Linked DNA regions of Homo sapiens: region 1 is linked to region 2. Evidence: read pairs that join two places in POLR2A ChIA-PET (ENCODE). Cell type or tissue: IMR-90. All regions are shown on one strand. Each heading gives the region's core, and the rest is flanking DNA. Links, peaks and the distances in the headings are about the cores only.

Region 1 (7,616 bases), core at 1,661-5,660, 440 kb after region 2:
AAAAACTAGTTCAGGCCATGATGGGAAGGGGAAGCCAGACATGCCTCATTATACCTGCCTCAGTTTTTAGAAGTACTGATAGAACAGACTCTTTAAGTCTGGTAAGAAACATTTACAATCTATTCTCTGAAGCTTGCTACCTGGAGGCTTCCCCTACATGATAAAACCGTGGTCTCCACAACCCCTTATCTTAACCCAGACATTCCTTTCTATCGATTCCAAGTCTTTAGACAGTAACTTAACAAATCTTTCGGCAAATTGCTAATGAGAAAATGTTTGAACCTACCTGTGATGTGGAAGCCCCTCTGCTTCTAGTTGCCCTGCCTTTCCTGAACAAACCAACGTATATCTTACTTGTATTGATTGATGTCATTTGCCTCCCTAAAATGTATCAAGCCAAATTGTAGCCTGATCACCTTGAGCACATGTTCTCAGGAGCTGCTGAGGGGTGTGTCACAGGTCACTCACATTTGGCTCAGTATAAATCTCTTCAAATATTTTACAGAGTTTGACATTTTTCATCAACAAACTCTATGAACTTAATATGCATGTAGAATACACACTAGGCTGTTTCCAAGAAGACAGCACATCAAGCCTCTTTAAAATTTAAAAATGAACTTGCAGTAATTACTTGTAATTAGTGTAATTATCTTTTATAAGTGTGCTACTAGGTTGGAATATTTTGGTTTTAGTAAATAGACTAAATGTTTGAACTAGTCACTATGTCATGCATATTATTAATTGGCCTAAAACCTCACATACGTCTATTATACTATGCAATTTTCATATAGTCCTATTTGTGGTGATTACCACAGATTCAGTATTGTCAAATTAATATATGTATAGGTATACATATACAGTACTTGGCAAAAGCATCCTTTGAATCAGTAGACTTTCTTTTCTGTTGTTGAAAATTTGGCACCTTCTAGGAAATGTGTGTTTTTAAAAATAAATAAAAGATAAAAGTCTTTTGCTATAATCTACTTTGTATTTCAAAGTTTTATTGTTTCTTGGGGAAGATTGACGCTATTGTCACCATAGTATTGCAACCAGCCAGTTTCTAAGTTTTCAGATCTGTGAAAGCAGGTGTTGGGCCCCATTCTTTCTTTCCCCAAAGGCCCTTATACAAATTGACACCATCCCTCCCCAGTGACCTGCTTTGCATTCCAGAGATCTCCAAGATGAACAGGGATTCTTTTGTACACCCTTTATCATCCTCCAATGCCTCCTGGACAATACACTTCAAAACCAAGAGGGGCTGATCAAATGATTCTTCCTGGGACAAGAAGATGTGCTGCAGCTTCCATCTGCAGAGAGGAGACCAGCTGGAATAACTGAACACCTTCTCTGAATAGGTCCCTTGTTTGAAGTTGGCCTTAGTAAGTTCCCCATTACATAGACAACCAAGCAGATGCATGGCTAGTGATGCCACATATTGGGGGAAACTCTTAGACCCTAAGGACACTTACTAGGGTAACACTTATGGCCTATCCTTACCAACTGGCTTAAGTCTCCCTCAGGAGGTACTGGTGGTTTGGGAATAAGTTGCTGGCCTGCTTCATTCAGGCTTTTCCCCTCCCTTTCTGTTTTTGGGATTGGCCTGCCCCAGAGCACACACTCTGTTCTGCAGTTGGTTATGAAATACAGGCTCTGCATCTGTGGGTGAGACCTGTGCTTTTTCTAGGGCTGCCTGTGGCTGTGTGGGTGAGTCTGCCTAATTCTTGGGTTCAGTTATCAGGACACCCATTGTTGTTGCATACCTAAGCCACATGCTCCCTTTCAGCTTTTATGAGCAGTCAAGCTGCTGATTTTTACATCTTTATCTGCTTGATTCCTTTATACCTTTCAGTTGGTTCAGAGATTGAGTGGGGAAGAAGGCTGTTATGTATATTGACTCTCTCAAACCTCCACACTATGTGCTAGCCACAGGAAACTAAATTAGTCAAGACATAGTTCCTTTGCAAGGTGAATGGACAATCTGGCAACTATGAAGACCCCAAAATGACAAACTTGCAAGGATAGCGCACACCCAAAATTGGGCAGTCACAATTCTCTACCCCTTTATTCACCCAGCACAAGTTACTCCACCCTCTGGATGAGCCATCACACAGGACTACTTGTGGACTTAACTATGTATATTGAAGCTAATGTTGAGAGTGGTATTGCAACATTTTTTTTTTTCTGTATGTGTGTTGGAATGGGAGAGACTAGACAGGGAGGTGAGGGAAAGGGAGGAGCAAGCAGGCTGGAAACTCTTCAAGGCAGACTCTGGTGCTAACTGGTTGTAACCTGCCAGGGCTCAGTGGGGTGCATTATCTCATCAGCCTGGTCCTGCTCATTTAATTCAGCAAACTCCATTTGAGCATGTGCTAAATGGCAGGTGCATTTCACATTCTTTGCCCTTGGTTTCAAGGTCCCTTCATTAGGCTGTGCTGGCATGCTTGGTCAAACTTCTGATTTAGACCAACTGATTAATCCTTGAACCCCAAATACAACTTTTCTTTGCTTTACTTTGTTCCTTTTCTCGGTGTCACTCTGTTCAGCTGGAATGGGCTTCTCCCAATCCCTGCCGTTTGTGATCCTCTCCATCCGTCCAAGCCATCTGCCTTGACTGCCTGAGTGGATGTGAGCTTTTACTTTACAGGGACCCTTCTTCTGCTATTCTTGAATCTGTTTCTTTAATGAGTAACCAGATGAATTTCATTTTCTTCTCCAGATTCTCTCTGGTGGGGCCCCTGAATTGGTTTTTCATAGTTCTGTCCCATCAGGCGTCTGATATAAAATGACCTCACAGACACAGAAGCAATCTCATACTTCTCAAAAGACACATATGGGTATCTATTTGATTTATAGTTTTAGATATCCTGTTTCAGCTCAGATTATACACTTTTGGAGGGATGTATGTTTTGCATCTTTTAAGATACTTAACAACTGATATTTAATTAATAGCAACAGAGAATGCACAAGTTTCACCCCAAATTCTGTAAGACACATATCAGAGAAGTCTACTATGAACTCAAAATGCTTTATCCTAAAACTTCATATGCATTTTGCATTCTTCTCTGTAGTATATCCATGCTTGTTTTAATATAAAAATGTTATGAATTGCTTACCCTGAATAAACCTAATGCTCCAAGCAGATCTGCAATGTTGAATTGCTGAGTCTATACCATTTGATACACTGCCACCTACCCCTGTCGTGTATTTCAGTTTCAGAAGCATGGGTAGTAGATGCTCAAGAAATGTTTATTGAATGAAGAAACGAATGAGAAATTTGATAATACTAATGGAATTCTTGTATTTAGGTAACTCCTTCTAGAAATTTATACATTGAGTCACAGTTTTCCAAGGGAGCTAACTCACAGCATGATGTAAGTTGCATTTGATCTGTGGTTTCTTTCAAGTCAGACCAGTTAGTGCACTGACGCAATCATTCTTTAATTGGCTTCACTTTGCTGGTGGGAAAATGGAGGCTCAGGAAGGTAAATGAGCATCACAATATGCCATTCATAACTAGACCATCGCAGCTCTGCTTCTGGGGCCCCCAGGTGACTCTCTCCTTCATGCCCTCAGATCCTCAGATCATGCCCCCAACCCCTTCCAAAGGCAGCTCTTATCCTGCTGGACTGTGATCACCTGAGCTGACTCCACTTCTGGGCCATGAGCTCCTCCTGGCTGGGACTATGTCTTGCTCATCTCTATGCACTCAGGGATGATGATGGCCCCTCACCCACAGAGGGCTCACAGTTAATGTTCAGAGGATGACTACGTAAAAATGTATATATCCAAGAAACTGCTGAATGATCCATACATTTTTTTTTAAATATAGATTTTTGATTTCCTAGACATGCCTTCTAAGTAAACCTTAAAAAGAATCTGCTAGGATGGTGCTCTTGATGATAAGTCTAAGTGAAAGAAAACCTAATGTTCATGTTAGGATATGAACTCAATGTTTCTTAAAACTTTTTTATTTTATTTTTACTACATTGAAAATGTTTGTTCAGGCAGACCTTTTTACTTTGGGGGCACCAAAGTGATTGATGCCCTTTAATCTCATTGAGAAACCCTCTTGGCCCTGGCCACAGGGATAAATTTGGTTGGCACTTCTGGCTCTGCTGCTACAGGCACATGGCTTGTCTGGTCCTCTGTGGGGATATTAATTGCCATCACTGCTCCTTTTTTAGGAGCCTGTGTTATATCTGCTGCAGGACAAATGGCTTTTCATATATCCACAGAGTTGTATATTCATCATCACTTTTGGAACATTTTCATCATCCTCCAAAGAAACTCCATACCCTTTTGTCATCACTCTCTAACCTCCCCTACCCTCCCATCCTCTGCCCTCATCACCCCCTGCAACACATACATGCATGGGAAACTAGCCATGTGCACAATGAGAAAGCTCTGTTGCAAATACAATAAGTGACTTTGAATATGAATGTCAGGATTATTATTATTATTTTAATTTATTTAATTTATTTATTTTTTTTAGAGATAAGGTCTCACTATGTTATCCAGGCTGGTCCTGAACTCCTGGGCTCAGGCAGTACTCCAACCTAGGCCTCCCAAAGTGCTGGGATTACAGGTTTGAGCTACCACACCTGGCTGCAAGGATTACTTTGTTTTCAAGTGACTAAAACCCAGACTAAACAGTCTTGGACAAAAGGGAGAATTTTCTGACTGTAATGGTAATTTTATATGTCAACTGGGCCTTGGGGTGCCCAGATATTTGGTTACATATTATTTCTGGGTTTGTGTGTGAGAGTGATTTTGGGTGAGACTAACATCTGAATCAGTAGACTGAGTAAAGCAGATTGCCCTCCCAAATGTGAGTTATCCTCTTCCAACCAGTTGAAGGCCTGAATAGAACAAAAAGGCTGGCCCTCCCCCAGATAAAAAAAGGAACTCTTCCTGCCTGACCACTTTGAGCTGGCAGTCAGTCTTTTTCTGTCTTCTGACTCAAACCAAAACATCTGGTCGTCTTGGGTCTTGAGCCTCCTGGCTCTTGGACTGGACTTACACCATTGGCTCTTCTGGATCTCCAGCTTAGCAACTGCAGATCTTGGGGCTTCTCAGCTTCCATAATCATATGAGCCAATTTCACATAATAAATCTCTCTCTCCACCCCCCTCTCCCACCACACAGACACTCACATACTCACAGACACATTCTATTGGTTCTACTGGTCTGGAGAACGCTGACTCATACATTGACTAATAGGATCCATGGAACTATTGAACAACCAAACCATTGAAAGAGCACAGATGCAGCTGGATCGTAAAACAGAATGAGGGGCTCAAATGCTGCCGAGAGTCTTCTTCCTCCCTGCTTTTCCTTTATTTTTTATTTTTGTTTTTCTGAGATGGGGTATCACTCTCTCACTCAGGTTGGAGTGCAGTGGTGCAGTCTCAACTCACTGTAACCTCAGCCTCCCAGGCTCAAGCAATCCTCCCACCTCAGCCTCCTGAGTGGCTGGGACCACAGGTGCATACCATTACTCCTGGCTAATTTGTTGTATTTTTGGTAGAGACGGCTGGTCTTGAATTCCTGGGATCAGGTGATCCACCTGCCTTGGTCTTCAAAGTACTGAGATTACAGGAATAAGCCACCATGCCTGGTCCTTTATTTTTAATTGACAAGTAAAAATTGTGTATAGTTTTGGTGGTGCACACGTGATAGTTTTTTCTCTTCTTCTTCTTTTTTTTTTTTTTTGAGACAGAGTCTCGCTGTGTTGTCCAGGCTGAAGTGCAGCAGTATGATCTCGCTCACTGCAACATCCACCTCCTGGGTTGAAGCAATTCTCCTGCCTCAGCTTTCTGAATAGCTGGGATTACAGGTGCAAGCCACCATGCCCAGATAATTTTTGTATTTTTAGTAGAGATGAGATTTCAGCATGTTGGCCAGGCTGGTCTTGAACTGCTGACCTCAAGTGATCTGCCCGCCATGGCCTCCCAAAGTGTTGGGATGACAGGTGTGAGCCACCATGCCAGGCCGATATTTTGATATATGTATACATTTTGGAATAACTAAATCAATCTAATCCAAGGAACTTCTTTCTTCTCTGCCCTTTTATTAATGTAGAATTCATTTTCTTCTGATACAAGCCACCTTACTCTGCAAGGTGGGAAACACAAAACACCTCCCCTGCTTTACATTACATGACCTCCTCACCAAAAAAGATAAAAACAGTTCTGAAGCCTAAAGCTGCCAATATTGGCCAGGTGTGGTGACTTATGGCTGTAATCCCCACACTTTGGGAGGCTGAGGTGGGAGGGTCACTTGACCCCAGGAATTCAAGGTTACAGTGAGGTATGATTACACCACCGCTTGGGCAACATAGCAAGGCCCTGATATGGTTTGGCTCTGTGGCCCCACTCAAATCTCATCTTGAATGGTAATCCCCATGTGTCAAGGGAGGAACCTGGTGGGAGGTGATTGGATCATGTGGGTGGTTCCCCCATGTTGTTTTCATGATAGTGAGTGGGTTCTCATGAGATCTGATGGTTTAAAAGTGTGGCGCTTCCCCCTGCTCCTCCTGCCGCCATGTAAGAGGTGCCTTGCTTCTCCTTCACCTTCCATCATGATTGTAAGTTTCCTGAAGACTCCCAGCCATGCAGAATGGAACTGAGAGTCAATTAAACCTCCTTTCTTTAGAAATTACCCAGTCTCAGGTAGCATCTTTATAGCAGTGTGAAAACAGGCTAATACAAACCCCATCTCTACACAAAATTTTAAAAAATTAATTGGATGTGGTGGTGCATACCTGTAGTTCTAGCTACTTGGGAGGCTGAGGTGGGAGCATCACTTGAGCCTGAGCCCAGGAGTTCAAGGCTGCAGCGGGCTATAGATTTTGCCACTGTACTCCAGCCTCAGTGACAAAGGGAAATCCTGTCTCTAAATAAATAAATAAATAAATTACCAATATGGACAAAGTTCCCCAGGAAGACAATCAGGCCAACCTTCAAAAATCATTAATGATTTGTGGAGTGAAGTTTCTTCTGGGGAAGTATGGTAATATTGTGCTTCAAACTTCATATAGCCTACAAAACAGAAGTAATGGTTAGTGGCACCCAACATCTGGGTTACTAAGTGAAGATATAATAAAAATTAAGAGGCATGTTTATGTCACACCATATGCTTAAAATCTAATAATAGTAATGATGCAGACATATAGGTACAATAAAATCTGTGGGAGGTGTCATGAAATTAAGGTTAAACACAAGGGTAAAATAAGGATGGACTGTTCATGCAGTCAGATGAGTGCATTCTGGTCAATGGGTTGGAAGTAGAAGTCAGGTATGCAACTTTTAGGGAATGTCCTGAAAGGGTGGTCCCCTGTCCTTCTCCTTCCTTTTTCTTATTCTTGTAAGTTAGACTGAGAATGTGAAGCTTGAAGCTGAAGCAGCTGTCCTGAACCATGAAACGAAGGATGCCTGTTGAGGATGGTGAGTACCCGGATAGAAAGAGCCCAGGCTCTTGACACCTGTGGAGCAAGCACACCAGCCCTGGATTACTTATGGCAACCTTTATGTGACAGAGATAAAATCTCAATTTCGTTCAAGTCACTATTATTTTGGAATTCCTCTCACACTTGGCTAAACCTGGGGATGAATAAT
Region 2 (7,616 bases), core at 1,637-5,636:
AGACAGACACTTAAAACAACATTTCTATGATACACTTTGGCAACACAAACTTTAAGAAAATCTTCAAGATTTACAAAGGTTTAATACTTAGTACAATGCAAAAACTGACTTTAAATACCCACATGCACTTGACAACATACAAGGTCACAATTATTTCAGTTGGTAGGATAGCTCTGGCTAAATTCAATGGTCATTTTTTGCTACAAAATATAATTTAAAATCAAGATCACAGCCATCAAAACATAACTGTTGCCAATTTTAAAAGGTCAAGAGGAAATATGACAAATTTCAATTTCTCCCACTTAAGGATTTATATAAGTTATGTTTCTGTTATTCTAAGCTGCTCCTCCTTTTGTAAGGATATAATCCCTACAATTTTTCTTAGGCCCTGATATGACAAACTATATTGAGCTGGCTACCAAAATATGATTTTTTTTTTCTGTATCCCTTTACACAGGAATTGTCCAGATTAGAAGTTTTCAAATCTTTTTTTTTTTTTTGAAAGCAGAAGAATACTTATTTCAAATGAAATTTTAGATGGCAGTCAATTGTGCAAAACAGAAAACCAGAGCTGCTCTGGTTGAAGGTGTCCAGGAACTTGGCCCATTGGATCTTTGAATCTGTCCCGGCTGTTTCTGAAGATATCTTGGAAGCCCTAGGGCCCTGCATGTCAGAGTTTGAAAACCACCTTCCTGGAACATATCATTTCAAATATTATTATGTACCAAAACACATAATGGCAACAGCACTCAATATATATTTGGTGAGTGAATGAATATGCACTGTGGGCTTTCAAAGTGAGGAGATATTTTATTATAATTTTCATTAGTGGTTAAGTTTGTTTTGTAGCAATCAAAGTATTTCCTATTACCATGTTTTAAACAAGACTATATCCAGGTTTTAGAAAATGTGTATCGCTGATTTGGCGTAATTATGAGGGATAAATTAGCGTGCTCCACCCCACCCCTGATTACTGTGACTTGAATTAAAGACAGAACTACAAATGAACATCCTTAGTCCATTCTAAGGTTCTATTAAAAGCCATGTTTATTACCACTGACATTTTAGAGCACTGAATGAACTTGAAAGCATTTACAGTTCTCTTTAAACAAGAGGCAAACAAAAAGAAAAATAACCTTACCATTACAAAAATGTCAAGAGCTGCCTTTAGAAATTTAAATTCTGGACTGAAAAAAGCAACTAACTACAGAAGAGTTTAGAAGCTGCTCCTGGCCTTGGGTAGGGCAGCAGGTCTCTTTAACCTATTCCACTCCGTTACTTGGTTGTGCAAGTCTGTTCTATTTCCTACAATATATTTTTTCAAATGATGAGTGTGAAACTAATTTTAGGGTGGTAACCTACACTTTTTGAAAAAAAAAAAAAAAGAATGAAAAGGAAGAGAATAGAAAATATCAGTATGCACAGCATAGAGTTTGGATGCATATTCTTGCAACTTTTATTTTTAAAGGTATATATATATATATATATATATATATATATATACACACACTTGGATGTGATGTAAAATGTATTAACTGTGGATTAGTGTCAAAAAAAAGTTTAAAAGCTACTGCTCTGAAAGGTGCTAAATAATACCTGTTCTTGAGTTCCTATGAACCTGTACAATTGTGTCTTTGGGAAAATGTAAATGGTGGAGTATTCCATAGGAGCCTACACAGCTCCTAAACTGACATGAAGGCATTTGCATTACTTGGAGGCACCATGGTCACATCCTCACATCTGCAGGGGGCACTGAGGCATGTTGAGGAGAGGGAACTTTACTTCCTCAAACTGGTCTTCCATGGACAATGAACAGTGTGATACGGGAGAGTGCATTACATTTCATTCCTCCGCCTCACCTATTAGAGCCAAAGGAAACACCCCTACAAGAAGAGCTGATGAATGTGTATAAGCTGTATATGAGTTGTATATGTATATGTACATGAGAGTTGATCAGTGTGTATGATCTGTATGAGTTGTATATGTATATGTATACGAGAGCTGATGAATGTGTATGAGCTGTATATGAGTTGTATATGTATATGTACATGAGAGTTGATGGATGTGTATGATCTGTATGAGTTGTATATGTATACGAGAGCTGATGAATGTGTATGAGCTGTATATGAGTAGTATATGTACATGAGAGTTGATGAATGTGTATGAGCTGTATATGAGTAGTATATGTATATATGTACATGAGTTGATGAATGTGTATGAGCTGTATATGAGTAGTATATGTATATGTACATGAGAGTTGATGAATGTGTATGAGCTGTATATGAGTTGTATATGTGTATGTATATGAGAGCTGATGAATGTGTATGAGCTGTATATTAGTAGTACATGTATATGTACATGAGAGTTGATGAATGTGTATGAGCTGTATATGAGTTGTATATGTGTATGTATATGAGCTGATGAATGTGTATGAGCTGTATATGAATAGTATATGTATATGTATATGAGAGCTAAATGTATTTGAGCTATGAGTTTTGATTCTTTAGAAAAAGATACATCAAGATATGGTATACAGATACTTGGTATTAAGGCATTTTGGTCTTCTTGCATACAGATATTTGTAGCAATTTCAAAATGTACATGTTTAAAACAAATCTATTTGATATAAACTTTCAGGGTTAAGAGACTGTGGTTTAGGGAACTGAGCTCAGCTACAGAAATGGATCTCTAATAGCCTAAGACAACCAGGGTAATCCTATTCTATTCACTAGAGTGGTTGTTTCAGAAAGTAGCATGTGTCCTAATTTGGGCCAATGAGATGTTACAAGAAGTTTGCTAAGACCATTTAGGAAAGCAGCTTCCTTACTTTTCTGAGAGCATTTCTGGATGTGACCCTCACCTCCTTCAAACACTGCTGTGTGTGGGGCTAAGATTACCCAGCAATGAAGACGGTTTTGCTGCTATCTGAGGTCAAGCTGACTGGCAGAGAAGGGGAGAGCCTAGAGAACTGCAGATAAACAGCCAGAAACTTCATTGAGCCATATCTAAATATAAGCTCTAATTCTGGACTAGTTTTGTGGGCTAATAAATCTACTTTCTGAGTTTTAAATTCCATTTAGAAAGCATCTCAACTGACATAACTACCAATATAATGTAATCCAGACTAAATCAATTTAGAAGAGAAACGCTTTGAGTATTAAATGAAACCAGGCATTTGAGAGAGTTACCTACATCATAAAGAAGAAAGTGATTTCGAATGTCAAAGAAAGAAGCTCAGTCATTTGCCAAAGGGAAGAGTTCTAGAAAGACAAACCCTTTGTGATATGTCAATTTAGTGGTAAGTGTGTATATGAGTAGTATATGTATATGTACATGAGAATTGATGAATGTGTATGAGCTGTATATGAGTAGTATATGTATATGTACATGAGAGTTGATGAATGTGCAATTTAGTGGTAAGTGCAACTCTCTTTAAAGTTGTCCTTAATCAATTCTCATATAAATTTTTACCATTTGGCTGCATATTAGTTTGTAAGACAAATCATGCAAAACATTTAAGTCTAAGCATACCCTGAAAATAATTTTGAAGGAAGCCATTTTTTAATTTTATATTTTTAAAGATAAAGATGAAAAATGGAATGTTTCTCTTTTATCTCAGACTTATTCTATTGACTAATTGTGGTAATCAAATTTAATTCCTAATTTAGATTTTTACCTTTTTGACCTTACACTGACCTCAATAAGGAATGATCCTGTGATCAAATCCTTAATTCTCATACAACTGTTCTATAAATATTAACAGAGAAAGCCCACATCCTTACCTCTGCATCTTCCAATTCAACATCTAAAAAGTCAAAATCCTTAAAAACACCAAACTGTTGTTCACTGCTATTATCTTCCACAGCTACTTCTTCCTCTTGATTTATGTCTTCTGTTGTAGAAATTAGGCTAGTCTGTTGGTCACCGACTTCCAAATCCTCATTAGAAGAAAATACAACCTGATGCCCGATTAAAAAAAAAAAAAAAGTCCATCCATCAGATTTGTCACTCTGCGTATGAGGTATCAGTACCCCAAAGCCACCGCAGGCCTCATTCTTCAATGAATTCACAGCTTAAATTTGGTCTTCATGTTTAACTAGTTGAACACATAGTTAGCATGGCTGCCAGGTGTCACAAGAGATAAGAAATCTTTTTTTCATTCTGAGTTAATACCGTAAGTAAGGTAAATTAGAAAAGGCAAGCAAGGAGACAGATCATTTCTTCAAGGAATAACATGATCTTTAAGACCTTGACACAGGTCTTCATGATTACTCACTGATGGGTTCTTTGGGAGGCCAGATTCTGGACCACAGAGAGAAAGCACATTCATTAGCTTTTCTCTTGTTCTTCGCTAAAGGAAAAAAAAAAATTAAAATGTTAGGACTGCTGATAAAATAAGACAAATTCTCAAGTTTTCATACCTATAACAAAACTGATTCTTCTGTTCTATGAATGTTCCATTTTGATATTCTTTATGTACCTGTGATAACTGTGGCCTTTTCCAACTAACAGGAACCAAGGCATTAGAATTAGAACCAGAAGAAGTTGAGGAAGTACTTCTAGTGACAGCAATAACTTTTGGTTTCCCATTTCTTCCAGCCGCACTGTGCTGATCACCATATTTGTTTCCAATAATTGGTGTCTACACAGAAACAAAATGTCAGTGTTTGGCTCAAATATTTCAACATAAAAGAAACTTAAAAGGGTTAACAGTGCACCTATAATATTTTTTACAAATAAAAAAAAAGATGAGGAGAGAAATTACTTTGCATGAGGCAGATGTTAACAAAGATCAAAGGTAATGATATATATATATTTTTAATCAAGAGACTTTATTGGAAATAATAATTTTACATCTGAGATTATCAGAAAGCCTATTCCTACTTTAAATGTAATCTGCATTCTTTAAAAACCACCATCTCCACCTTTCCCCACCATGATTATAAAATATACCCAAAACTCAGAAAATGTAAAAAAGATTTATATTTTAAATATCAAATCATCTGTTTTCTTACCACTCAGACTTAATATTTGTTAAATTTTGGCGCTTTTTCAAAGCATATTGTCAAGTATGCTTCAGCAATGTGGTTTAGCAAATACTGAAGTAACAAAAGAGGAACACTTCTATGTAGATTCTTATTACAAATCTGATGTGTAATACTTCCAAAATTTATTTCAGTAAAAATTCTATGATAATCAAAAACTCATTTATATTTGACTTTGTAAAGTGTTTTAAATTTGCATTTGAAAATAAAATTCAAGCTCATCTGCATGTCATACGAGTCCCTTTATGCTCAACTGATCATCCTTCTCTCCCTAGCCTCAACTACGACCACTTCCCCCTCTCTGAACTTCACACACCAGCAAAACTGAGCTTGCTCTTGTTTTCCAAACACACCATGCTCTTTTATAGACCCGTGTTTTAGCCTATGTTGCCCCTTTGCATGGAATATCCACTAAGTAAACTTCTAATCATCTTTTAATGATGACTCCAGACTTTTAAGGAGGCCTTCTGTTCTACCACCACCACCTCTGTGTAATCAAACTTGGACACTTACCATGCTGACTGTAAACTGTTTATGTGCCTGACTTCCCTACTACACATGTATCCACTGGACCATGTGTGATTGCCTCTATACCTTTGGTGTATCTCCAGTGCCTATGCATGGCAGGTACTGAGGAATTTTTGATGCAACAAATTGAAATTAAGTATATAAAATGTTTTGAGAATTTGCATCACTGCTTCAAATAACGATCGATTTCTGAATCAGAAGGAAAAGGAAAGCCAAGCTTCTCCATCATACTCCCATGCTATTATACATACATCTTGCTAGAAATTCTCAGATATTATTAACTAAAAAATTAGTAACAAATATGCTTTCTACATAAAAAAATAAAGTTTAGGATAAATTCTAATGCCAAGACTAAACTGCAATAAAACATTTTTTATCTATATAATTCTAATCAACAAAAAAGTAAGTAGAGCTTCAATTTTTAATCTTTCTCAACCTTACAATACTTGATCAATAACTTCCTTCTTGAAAAGTTCCTCCCTTGGCTTCCGAAAGACCACTTCAATGGCACCAAGGCACCAAGAGTGGGCTCAGGTGCCAGAGGGAAAAAAAATCGGGACTCTCAGCAAGGATGAGAAATCTTTAAGTGAGATTTTTATTAATATACAGCATAGCCAGGCTCCAGGGTTCCTTCTGGACTGATGGCCCCTGCTTCTGTCTAGTCCTAAAATATCCAGTTTCTCAGGTTTCCTTTAGTTGTTGCCTTCTGTTCTTTTCAGTTTTCCTTCCATGGTTTCAGCCATTCACTTATACAACACTGAAACCCTTAATTTGTTACTTCCACCCAAGTTTTCCTCTAAAACTTCAGATCCCAAAATTTAACTGACCACCAGGCACCTCCTTTAGTATGTTTCTGGGTCACTTCTGAGTCAACATGTCCAAGACGGAACTCATTGCCCCCTCTCCTTCCCTGCTGTAAGATCTGTTCCTGCATTCCCACTCTCTTGAGTGGTGCAACATTGATCTACCTGTCAAGGCCATTCATCAAATCCTTGATGCCTCTTCCCCACTTTCCCATTAAATCCCATCAGTTACTTCCTTGGTCTTTTTGTAAACCATCTCTCTTCCTTCTTCATTACCTCTGCAATTGTCTTGGGACAGTCCCACATTATCTTTTGCCCAAATTCTTCTAACAGATTCCTTACCAACTGTCCTCTCCTCCTCCCTGCTCTATTTTCTATCCTGTGGCTAGAGTGATCCTCCTAAAATGCAAACCCTAATACGCCAACTAAAAATCCTTTAAGAGCTCCTACTGGTTTAGATAAAACCAGTTTGTTACTATGAAATGCAAGATCCCCATGATCTTGCCCCTTCCTATGCCTTCAGCCTCATGTCTCATCACACTCTACTTGCATTTTTTTGAACTCTGTGCCCAAGGTAGGCGGTACTAGTTGGAAGTGTCTGGAACACCATGCTTTCTCACGCTTACAAGCCTTCATTCACACATTCTCCATTTCTTTGCATTTAACCTCCCCTCCCCAAACTGCCATAGATGCCTGTCTAGAATTACTTGTCTTTCAACACTCAGCTCAGATGTTGGTTCCTTTCTGAAACCACTCCTTTAGATAGATGCTACATACTCCCCTAGCACTTTTAATGTATTCCAGCCGAGTGTTGATTACTATGTTTAGTTGTTAAGCTAAACACTGTTGGGAAGCTAAGTTGTGGCGTTTCTTTTAGATGGGGAATGTATAGTCTGTTTCTCTAACAGACAGTAAGCTTTCTAACAGCAGGCCTTCTCCCCATCCCCACTTGGTTGTTCATAACAGCTATCATATTGTCTAACACTGGGTATGAGCTCAATCAATGTTTGTTAAATCAAAGAATGAATAAATAAACAAATGAAAATTCCTAGTAGAGTAACTTCATCAATTTCTGAGCATCTTACCTCAGATATATCAAAATGAAAATCTAAGGTCTTCCCAGGCAACTCCTTAGAAACATTATTAAAAATTTTAGTGAAGGATATTTCAGGAGAACCTGTATCTCCTCCATAGGTCTTGGGGATATCACTGGGTACGACAAGACTCGCAGAGCGTGACA

The links. ChIA-PET counts read pairs that join two places held together with the same protein. Peaks named below come from ENCODE experiments on the same cell type or tissue, not always from the same donor. Only the 100,000 strongest peaks of a DNase experiment are listed, where the experiment ranks them.
Region 1: POLR2A ChIA-PET joins it to region 2 with 5 read pairs; 2 of 35 experiments call an interaction of 5 or more read pairs at or near these places.

The regions. Positions count from the first base shown.
Region 1 is chr4:48,965,619-48,973,234 of GRCh38, forward strand. No RefSeq gene overlaps it. Among named protein-coding and RNA genes, the nearest start is that of CWH43, 17 kb to the right of the region's middle. In IMR-90, for the core only: no CTCF peak of the experiment used is centred there; DNase peaks (open chromatin) are centred at 3,373 and 5,083; H3K27ac peaks cover 216 bases.
Region 2 is chr4:48,523,695-48,531,310 of GRCh38, forward strand. It overlaps FRYL (FRY like transcription coactivator), which reads right to left. Exons shown (of 64, transcript NM_015030.2): 50 at 7,462-7,616; 51 at 4,481-4,642; 52 at 4,277-4,351; 53 at 3,783-3,959. Among named protein-coding and RNA genes, the nearest start is that of ZAR1, 37 kb to the left of the region's middle. In IMR-90, for the core only: no CTCF peak of the experiment used is centred there; no DNase peak of the experiment used is centred there.